Regions from separate parts of the Homo sapiens genome. Here region 1 is linked to region 2. Evidence: chromatin loops called from intact Hi-C (ENCODE). Cell type or tissue: prostate gland. All regions are shown on one strand. Links, peaks and the distances in the headings refer to the core of each region. The heading gives the core; the rest is flanking DNA. Region 1 overlaps USP43 (ubiquitin specific peptidase 43). Region 2 holds the start of RCVRN (recoverin).

Region 1 (5,371 bases), core at 106-5,105, 180 kb before region 2:
ATTCTCCTGCCTCAGCCTCCTGAGTAGCTGGGATTATAGGCATGTGCCACCACGCCCAGCTAATTTTTGTATTTTAGTAGAGATGGGGTTTCACCATGTTGGTCAGGCTGGTCTCGAACTCCTGACCTTGTGACCCACCTGCCTCAGCCTCCCAAGACTGAGAATTTCTTAAGCAAAAATACACAACCTTGGTTGTACATATGTTCCTTTTAGAAATGTGGAGATATAGGAAAGAATTAAGAAAAAAAATCCATCACAAACAGCACTGCCATGGCCCTATCCACACCTTGTTTTTGGCATCTATTTCTCTATTCTTATTTGTATGTTTTCACATGCATGCATAATACATGCACGTGTATATATTTTTACAAGTTGTATAGGTTGGTGCAAAAGTAATTGTGGTTTTCACCATATTTTTTTAATTCCATTTTTTTTTTCTTTTTTAGCCCAGGGTAGGATATCTGAGATTCTTGCATTTGAAAGGTACAAGGACCTAATATGACCTAGAAAAGCAGGAACTTTTGCTGGGCATTCCGTTTCATAGGAATATTTAAAGATAGATGAAACTGATGTTCATTCTTAAGGCTAGATGCCCGTGAGACTGAGCTTTGCCAGGTGTCTGTGCTGCCCGGCATGTAGATACCTTCTTTGGCACTGGCTTACCCTGTGGCTTCAAACGTGTAAGTGGATATTGAGGAAGAGTGGGTGAAACCGTTGCTGTTCCCCAAAGGCAGGAACCCTATGTGGCTTCTTCACTGCTGTGTCTCCAGTGCCCAGCACAGTGCCTCCCACATCAGAGGTGCTCAGTGAACGTTAGATGACTGGCATTTCAGCTGTAGGGTGGCTTGTACACTGACAGTCTCTCTGTCTCTTTCAGGAGGGTTGGAGCCCAGGCGTTTGGTACGGGGCGTGAAAGGCAGAAGCATTAGCATGAAGGCACCCACCACTTCCCGAGCCAAGCAGGGACCATTCAAGACCATGCCTCTGCGGTGGTCCTTTGGATCCAAGGAGAAACCACCAGGTGCCTCCGTCGAGTTGGTGGAGTACTTGGAATCCAGACGAAGACCTCGGTCCACGAGCCAGTCCATTGTGTCGCTGTTGACGGGCACTGCGGGTGAGGATGAGAAGTCAGCATCGCCGAGGTCCAACGTCGCCCTTCCTGCTAACAGCGAAGATGGTGGGCGGGCCATTGAAAGAGGTCCAGCCGGGGTGCCCTGTCCCTCGGCTCAACCCAACCACTGTCTGGCCCCTGGAAACTCAGATGGTCCAAACACAGCAAGGAAACTCAAGGAAAATGCAGGGCAGGACATCAAGCTTCCCAGAAAGTTTGACCTGCCTCTCACTGTGATGCCTTCAGTGGAGCATGAGAAACCAGCTCGACCGGAGGGCCAGAAGGCCATGAACTGGAAGGAGAGCTTCCAGATGGGAAGCAAAAGCAGCCCACCCTCCCCCTATATGGGATTCTCTGGAAACAGCAAAGACAGTCGCCGAGGCACCTCTGAGCTAGACAGACCCCTGCAGGGGACACTCACCCTTCTGAGGTCCGTGTTTCGGAAGAAGGAGAACAGGAGGAATGAGAGGGCAGAGGTCTCTCCACAGGTGCCCCCCGTCTCCCTGGTGAGTGGCGGGCTGAGCCCTGCCATGGACGGGCAGGCTCCAGGCTCACCTCCTGCCCTCAGGATCCCAGAGGGCCTGGCCAGGGGCCTGGGCAGCCGGCTCGAGAGGGATGTCTGGTCAGCCCCCAGCTCTCTCCGCCTCCCTCGTAAAGCCAGCAGGGCCCCGAGAGGCAGTGCACTGGGCATGTCACAAAGGACTGTTCCAGGGGAGCAGGCTTCTTATGGCACCTTTCAGAGAGTCAAATATCACACTCTTTCTTTAGGTCGAAAGAAAACCTTACCGGAGTCCAGCTTTTGATGGAGCGTGTCAGTATTGTGTGACGCTGGCATTCTTGGGACTTTGCCAAGCAACTGTAGGCAGCTCATGTTGAGAATGGGTTTCCAGGAAACCCGTTGTCTTGTAATCTCTAAAAAAAAATTTTTTTTTTTTTGTGGTGGGGGGTCTCCATATCTAGACTTCCAACACCCAAGGTCCATATAACCCAAGGTCGAAAACCTTCCTGCATCATTGGGTGCTTTGCTACAGTTTGGCCACTAGAGGATGCTATTGGGTCAGTATTACCAGTTTCAGGGCAAGAACTGATATTTACTAAAGAGTTTTGGATGTGGGCAAACAAGATGAGGCTGGTTTAATAAGAATCTTCAATGTCATGTCAAATACTGTCAATGGCTTTTCCTTTTTCTTTCTTTTTTTTTTTTAAATTGTGGACTTAAAGAAAAATATTTTATTTTTAATGCTTTTCTGGGATAAGCATTAAAGATGCCAAAAAGAAAAAAAAAACAAAAGAATGATAGTGATGGTAAGGCAAGATTCTAGCAAAGAGAGATGGGAGATAAATGGCTGAGAGTTCAGGTGAATATTTAATATATTAAAAATTGTATTAAAGTTTTTCAAGGTATTTTAAAAATAACTATTTTGATACTAGAAAAAAAGTCCATTTTTTAATTTAAATATGAGATCTATGTACAATTTTAATAAAATCCTGTCCATGAAACACGCATGGCTGTCTGAATTATTCAAGTCTGATAAATGATCTTGTTTCATTTCTGCTGAGTAAACTTGGTTCGTTGCTATTGCTATCAGAAAGTAGTTACTTGAGTTCTTTCTAAAATCTAAAAGTGCTTTTCGTTCCAATGACTTGCTGTTTTCTAAAGAAGTGGAAGCCTCCTCAGGCCATTCTCCGGAGGGCTTGTACTTGAAAAGACGTGAGTTCCACATCTGCCTGACAGACTCTTAGTTGACTGTCCCGTTTCCTAAAGCTCTGCACACTCTTCAGTAGCGACTCTTACAAATATCCTATCATTTCTTACTTAGAAGCTGCTAAGCCTGACCCCAGGCCTGGGGCTCAACAGTTGAGGTCACCTGTACTTAAACAGTCCTTCTTCTGCAAATACTTCCTTTTTTGACGGGAAACATTTGTTCTCAAAAAAAAAAAAGAAAAAAAAAAAGACACCTGATCCCAAGAATTAAGTCTTCCTTCATACATATAGCATGACTCATTGACATGTCTCTGCTACATTTTTTTTCTCTTAAGAAGGAGAATGGGCTGGGCATGGTGGCTCATGCCTGTAATCCTAGCACTTTGGCAGGCGGAGGAAGGCAGATCACCTGAGGTCAGGAGTTTGAGACCAGCCTGGCCAACATGGCGAAACCCTGCTCTACTAAAAATAACAAAAATTAGCTGGACGTGGTGGTGTGCACCTGTAATCTCAGCTACTCGGGAGGCTGAGGCAGCAGAATTGCTTGAACCCAGGAGGCGGAGGTTGCAGCAAGCCGAGATCGAGCCATTGCACTCCAGCCTGGGCGACAGACTGGATTCCATCTCAAAAAAAAAAAAAAAAAAAACGAGGAATGGAGTCCATTTTTTACCCCAGTGAAAAAGACAACTTGCCTTTGATCAGAGCAACAGTTAGAAGGTAGAACTGAGATAACAGAGAAAGGAAGAAGACCCAGCCACCTGACCCCAGAGGACAATATGTATACCAGTAAACCTGTGTGTTTGCATTGCAAAAGAAGTCCATGTTCTCTTCAAGTCTTACACTGATGTACGCGTAGGCACTGTGGAAGACATGGTTGTCCAAGTCCTCTTGGGTAAATAGGAGTCTAGGAGTCTTCCTGCTTTATCTGGTTCTTTCTCCTCTGTTGACTCTTCAGAGGAATTTGTCACATTTAGTTTCCATGCTCTTCCTAAGCTCAGTCTCCCTTTCTTCCTCCTCCAAGAGATTGGGTTGGAACTCAGACATGCACCTCCCTGGCTTCTCTCTTCTAAGGACTCAACCTTTAGAATACTCTTGGGTTGTTGGGATATCATGAGAGGGTCCCAGGCCTTAGCAGTGTTCTCTGTAACACATTCACTCCAGGCTCTGAACTGTGGAGGTTCAGGAAGAGGCAATTACACTTGACCCCTGGTGGATATATATCCATCTGGGGTCGGCAACAAGGATGCCTGAGGCACCCTTGCATCCCCTTCCCTGAGGTCGCTTCTCCCTCTAGAAGGACCCAGTAGAAGGCTGTGAGAACAGAGCATGGGAAATGGTTGAGTCCAATTTCTGCCTGGAATGGAGGCAATAGGGTCATGGTTCCAACCTTGGCCATGCATCCGATGATAGGCTGCAGGCTTCTGGTCAAGTGGTCCTTGAGGAGAAAGCATAAGAGAACCATTGGATGCTTTTTTCCTACCACAAAGATCCTGGGTGTTAGAGAAGAGTTGAAAGCCACTGAGCCAGAGAGGAGCATAGCCAGAGATGGAGCTAGCTCAGGATGGCCAAAGGGGCCTCCCATTCTTCCTCTGGAAGCTCAGATCCTCTGCCTGGATCTGTTCCTGCTGTCTGAGACTTGGTTGCCAGGTCCGACCTGCAGACCCTGGCTGAATGACAGATGAAGGAAGGCACTCAGACACAGGTATCCAGTGAAAGAGCAGGCTAGGGGATGGGCCACTTACAGACCCCGAGGAGGGTGCTGTGAAGAGTCAGCAGCTGTGGCCTCAACAAGCCGGCCCTGTGGGCATTTATTCAGCACAGGTTTAATGACAAAGGCTTTGAGTCAACACACTTGTGGGTAATCAGCATGGTCGCCCTCCCCAGAGAGAGCAGTCCTGTGCGGATGACTAAAGGCCAGGTTCCTTGTGACAGAAAACCAAACACTGCAAGTTCTCACTCATAAGTGGGAGTTGAACAATGAGAATACATGGACACAGGGAGGAGAATATCACACACTGGGACCTGTTGGGGGTTGGGGGCCTGGAAGAGGGATAGCGTTAGGAGAAATACCTAATGTAAATGACGGGTGCAGCAAACCAACATGGCACATGTATACCTATGTAACAAACCTGCACACTGTGCACATGTACCCTAGAACTTAAAGAATAATAATAAAATTTTTAAAAGGCCAGGTTCCAAGGCCTAAGTAAATGGACTTACCTAGATCAGTTTCTTTACATCCCCTTGTTATCTAACCTAAGCTTTCAGGCACCAGATAAGAGAATCTGGCTGCTTTCAGCCAAATCCTTTTCTGAAGCTTTGTAAAACCTCTCGGCCTTCCAAGAAGGTTTGCATCTTTCTACCATTTTTCCCATCACCCTGACCGATCTCCTACACTTGGTCACTGGTCTGATGGTCACAGCCCATTCCTGACTCCTAAAGAGTCGCCCAGGTTTTGAGGCCCCCTCCTTTATCCTCCACTCCTGCTCTTTTCCACTAGTGGAAGGAAGGTCTTGCAAGTCCAGACTCGGGCTGGGCAGTCATACAGGTAGCGC
Region 2 (5,371 bases), core at 64-5,063:
ACATCTTAAGGCAACTTCTATGTGGGAACATCATAGAGCATCCTTGCACGAACACAGATGGTAGAGCCGACTACATCCCTGAGCTCCATGGTCCAGCCTTTTGCTCCTAGGCTACAAACCTGTGCAGCACGTGACTGTCCTGAATGTTGCAGGCAGTTGTCACACGATGGTAAGTATTTGTGCATCTAAACATAGCTAAACATAGAAATCATGCAGTAAAAATACAGTATAAAGATAAAAAATGGGCCGGGCACAGTGGCTCATGCCTGTAAATCCCAGCACTTTGGGAGGCTGAGGCTGGCGGATCGCTGGAGGTCGGGAGTTTGAGACCAGCCTGACCAACATGGTGAAACCCCGTCTCTACTAAAAATACAAAAATTAGCTAGGCATAGTGGTGCACACCTGTAATCCCAGCTACTCGGGAGGCTGAGACAGGAGAATTGCTTGAACTCGGGAGGCAGAGGTTGCAGTGAGCCAAGATCGCACTATTGCACTCCAGCTCTGGGCTACAGAGTGAGACTCCATCTCAAAAAAATAAAAAATAAAAAACCAAGATACAAAATGGTAGACCTGTCTAGGGCACTCACCATGAGTGGAGCTTGCAGGACTGGGAGTTGCTCTGGGTGAGTCAGTGAGTGAGTAGTGAGTGAATGTGAAGAACTAGGACATTACCGTACACAACTACAGACTTTACGGATACACTTAGGCTACACTAAATGCATTTGAAAAATAAAGTAACTGTGCTATGACGTCACTAGGCAGTAGGAATTTTTCAGCTCCATTACAATCTTATGGGACCACAGTGGTCTATATCGTCCGTTGTTGACCCAAACATCGTGAAGCCAAGCATAACATGGCTGTATTAGGAAACACTCAGATTCTGCTCCGGGAAGACAACGAAGCTGTGGGCAAGTGCCCACCCCTCTATCAATATCAGCATCTCGGAGCACCACGCTCTCAGAGCCAGTGGCCCGCATCCCCCGCTCCACCCACAGATCCACTCCCTCTGCAGCAGCTGCAGCAGGGGACCCCCAGCCCGGAGCGACCCCGGCACCGCCCAGCCAGAAGGGGAGAGGGGAGACTGACCATGACGATCTCCAGCACTTCATTCTTGCTGATGGTCCCGTTACCGTCCACGTCGTAGAGGGAGAAGGCCCACTCCAGCTTCTGGTTGGTCTTGCCCGCGGTGGTCATGTGCAGGGCGATGACGTACTCCTTGAAGTCCAGGGTGCCGTCGAGGTTGGAATCGAAGCTGCGGAACACATGCTGGGCGTAGGCCTTGGGGTCGGTGTCGGGGAAGAACTTGGCGTAGATGCTCTGGAACTGCTGCTGGGTGATGCGGCCGGTGGGACAGTCCTTCAGGAAGGACTGGTACCAGGAGCACAGCTCCTCCTCCGAGAACTTGGTGTTCAGCTGCAGCTCCTCCAGGATCTCCTTGGACAGGGCCCCACTTTTGCTGTTCCCCATGAGTGAGGAAGAGTGGGCAGCGGCTGGGGAGTCGCTGGGTGGGTGGGACGTGCGTGGTCCCCTGGCCGCAGGCTGGGCTCAAGGCTGGTGTGAGCTGAAGACCGAGATGCTGGTGGCTTAGGAGGATTTGCGACCAGTTCTTCGCAATCCTTGAAGGGAGGAGGGGCCCAGGAGCTTTGTGGAGGGCGGGAGCGGTGGGGGGGGGTGCTCCCAGAACCCTAGTGAGATTAAAATAAAGAGCCCAGGGCAGGCAGGCAATTCATCTCGGCCTCCCGGGACGATACTAGAACAGGACAGGAGGTTGGAACCCTCAGAGCTGGGGCCTCCGGCACCCCCAGCCCCAGCCCTCTAACAGCAGCCATGTTCCCTGTTTCTCTTCCTCACTAACTCTGAGCATCTCGGGGCGGGGCTGGCATCTCATATCAAGCCCTAGAATGCAATGGTTAGGAGCACAGACTCTGGGGCCAGCATGGGTTCAAGTCCCAGCTTGGCTACTTAACTAGCTGTGTGGCCCCAGGCTTGTTTCTTCACCTCTTTCCACCTGGGACACTCTTCTAAACCTTCACTGCAGTCATGTCTCTGCTTAAATGTCACCTGCTCAGCCAGGCCTATACTGACCCTCTATCTATAATAGCACAACCCCCACCATCATCGGCACGCTGCATGTCCCCTCACCGGAATGAAAGCTCCGTGAAGGATGGGATTTTGTCTGTGTTGTTCCCGGATGCATTTCCATTGCCAGAACCTGATAGGCTTGGGCCCCCAGCAAGTCTTTCTTGAATAAATGGGCATCATAGCATCTACCACACTGTCATTGTGAGGCTGATGTGAGTCAATATGTCTGACACACTTAGAAACTGGCACATGGCTAATGCTAAACACTCGTTTTGTTATTGTCCATCAGTCACAGGGAGTGAAGGTGAACTGCCTGAAGGGACCAGCAGGGGGCAGCCAGGCCTGTGTCACCTCGGGAAGGGGCTGCCAGAGAACGTGGTCACATGGGATGGTGAGATTTTTGGGTTTTTTTAAATTATTCAAGAGAAATCCAAAAATCAGAATTTTTCTTGCAATTTCCACACTTTTCAACTTTGGCAATTAATTCAAAATTTTAATGGTGGCTCACGTCTGTAATCCCAGCACTTTGGGAGACTGAGTGGGGAGATTACAAGGTTAGGAGTTCGAGACCAGCCTGGCCAACATGGTGAAACCCTGTCTCTACTAAAAATACAAAAAATTAGCCGGGCATGGTGGCAGGTGACTGTAATCCCAGCTACTTGGGAGGCTGAGGCTGGAGAATCGCTTGAACCCGGGAGGCAGAGGTTGCAGTGAGCCGAGATTGCACCATTGCACTCCAGCCTGGGTGACAAGTGTGAGACTCCATCTCAAAAAAACAAAACAAAAACAAAAACAAAAACAAAACAAAACATGGTGTGGGCCAAACACAATCTATCTGTGGGTCCATGGCAGGCTGCAGGGTGTCCGTCTGCAGTGGACTTGGAGTGAGCAGGCAAGAAAACGTGTTTGCTGAGTGAATGGATAAATAACTGAGTGGTCAGAGACGGAGCTGTGCAAAGGCAGGCTTCGCGTCTGTGCAGCTCAGCGGGGAGTATCAAGCACGAGGAAGCAACCTAGTGAGGACGCTGCACACCTGGATTCTTGTCACCCAGAAGGAAGGGAGGGTGGGCGTGCACTTTCCTTAGCGGAGCGCAGTGCTCGAGGGGACACACTCAGAACCCCAGCCTTGCCACCGTGGATGGAGAGTTGTCTCTTTTTGCCCTGGGGTGAGAATGATGAAGAATAAACCCCACGGTCTCCAGGCAGGTAAACTGGTTTTTTTTTAGACGGAGTCTCCCTCTGTCACTTAGGCTGGGCACGATCTTGGCTCACTGCAACCTCCGCCTCCTGGTTTCAAGCAATTCTCCTGTCTCAGTCCCCTGAGAAGCTGGGACTACAGGTGTCTGCCACCACGCCCAGCTAATTTTTTTTTGGTATTTTTAGTAGAGTCGAGGTTTCACCATATTGGTCAGGCTGGTCTCGTAAACTCCTGACCTCAGGTGATCCGCCCGCCTTGCATCTCAAAGTGTAAAGTGGGGATTTTAGCCTACTTACTAACAGGCTAGTGGCAGCAGAAGGTAGGTCCCTGCTGCTGGGAGAAAGCCACCTGCCAGGCCCACCTCATGTCACTCTGGAAGGACCGAGAGGTTCAGGCACCAAGGGGCAGACTCATCCCTCCCAGCCGCTCTGCCCAGTACAGTTTCAGAGATTTCTCAGGAAACCTGCATATTGGGGTGTGTGTGTGAACTTTCTAATTTTTTTCCATCACTTTGTGAGTTTTTTTTTTTTTGTTTGTTTGTTTTTTTTGTTTTTTTTTTTTTAAGACAGAGCCTCATTCTGCGCCCAGGCTGGAGTGCAATGGCACGATCTCGGCTCACTGCAACCTCTGCCTCCCAGGTTCAAGCGATTTTCCTGCCTCAGCCTCCCAAGTAGCTGGGATTACAGGCGCTCACCACCATGCCCAGCTAATTTTTGTGTTTTTAGCAGAGATGGGATTTCACCTTGTTGGTCAGGCCGGTCTCGATCCCCTGACCTCATGATCTGCCTGCTTTGGCCTCCCCAAGTGCTGGGATTACAGGCATGAGCCACTGCGCCCAGTGAGAATATTACTTCTGAATAGGAGTCCTTCCTCTCCTAGGCTTTCACCATCCTGTAGCGTGCATTTATTCTCAAGAGCAGTTAGAAACAGGACAGTCACTAGCCTTGAAAACAAACGGGAGCCCAAGCCACACCCTGGAATCGCATTCATTCCAGAGCTTCCTTGCAGCCCTGGGGATGGAGGGAGAGTGAGGTCAGAGGCCTCGGCCCCTTGCTCTGAGCCACTAGTAGGGGGCGACTGGAAGTGCCTCCTGGATCGCACCCCTGTCCACATCAAGCCTGCAGCAGATGAGGCGAAGCCAGTGTTACAAGTGAGAAGTGGGGCCTCCTAAAGGCATGTCACCAGCCTGGGGTCACATGGTTGCTAAATGGCAATGCCAGAAGGAAGGAAAGTCCAGGTCTGCCAGCCTGTCCATTTAGGCTTCCTTTGTCTACGTCACAGGAGGCCTGAGCCTAGAGGACAAGTAGGTGAGGAGGTGGGGTTACCATGTCAATGAAAGAGGCCCTGGGCGAGGCAGAAGGCAGCCAGAGCCCTCCAGTCTTTGCTGTCCTCTCCAGGCACAAGGAGGAAGGAGCTGGACCCAGGTCGGAAGCAGCCTGGTACAGTCCACATTCTCCAGGTTGCTGTGCCCAGGAGGGGCCCCAGGGGACCGCAGGCAGCTGTGTTGATGCTGAGAGTGAGGGGTCATGACCTGGAGGTTTGTTTGAAAACCTGCATAAACATCTTCTATCAGAGGGAGAGCTTATGCTCCTTAGCCAAACAAGTTGTTGGAGATGATGTATTGTGAGTCGATTTGTTAAGTCTGAGCTGGGGCCATAAACTCTCCCAAAACCCAAAGACTGCTCTAGAGGAGAAGGCTTCATCTCCAGGCAGAGGATCCCAGTTTTGGTCTCGCTCTCCTCGCTGGACTGAAAGATGCTTCCCAGAAGCTGGCCCTGTCCCCTCAAGCAGGAGCTCCATCTTGGCCATTAGCTGGGACCCAGACGCCACCCCTTCCCCATTGCTCGACCTTGCCTGCTATGAGCTGAAGGCCAAGACGACCCTCCTGCCCTCTGGCCTGGAGCCAGCACCTGCAGAGAAGTCCGCATTGAGAGGGAAAAGGGGGTATGGAGAAGGTGGCGGGGGAGACAGAGAATGGGGAAGGACCCTCCTCCCACAGCTGTCCCCATTGCAGAAAATGACAATCCATCCTTTTGATGACTTGGATTGAGGTCCTTGGCATCATTCTCAGTGTTTCTCTTTCGGTCACAA

What was found. Peaks named below come from ENCODE experiments on the same cell type or tissue, not always from the same donor. Only the 100,000 strongest peaks of a DNase experiment are listed, where the experiment ranks them.
Region 1: it touches region 2 in a loop (2.7-fold over the local background); 15 of 110 quality-filtered maps call a loop at or near these places.

Annotation. Positions count from the first base shown.
Region 1 is chr17:9,727,077-9,732,447 of GRCh38, forward strand. USP43 (ubiquitin specific peptidase 43) reads left to right here. Exons shown (of 15, transcript NM_153210.5): 15 at 878-2,611. The coding sequence ends at 1,914. Among named protein-coding and RNA genes, the nearest start is that of DHRS7C, 62 kb to the right of the region's middle. RefSeq lists enhancers at 549-1,049, 1,050-1,550. In prostate gland, for the core only: a CTCF peak has its summit at 2,149 (motif pointing right); a DNase peak (open chromatin) is centred at 2,135.
Region 2 is chr17:9,903,714-9,909,084 of GRCh38, forward strand. It overlaps RCVRN (recoverin), which reads right to left and starts at 1,558. Exons shown (of 3, transcript NM_002903.3): 1 at 1,087-1,558. The coding sequence starts at 1,467. In prostate gland, for the core only: a CTCF peak has its summit at 2,372 (motif pointing right); no DNase peak of the experiment used is centred there.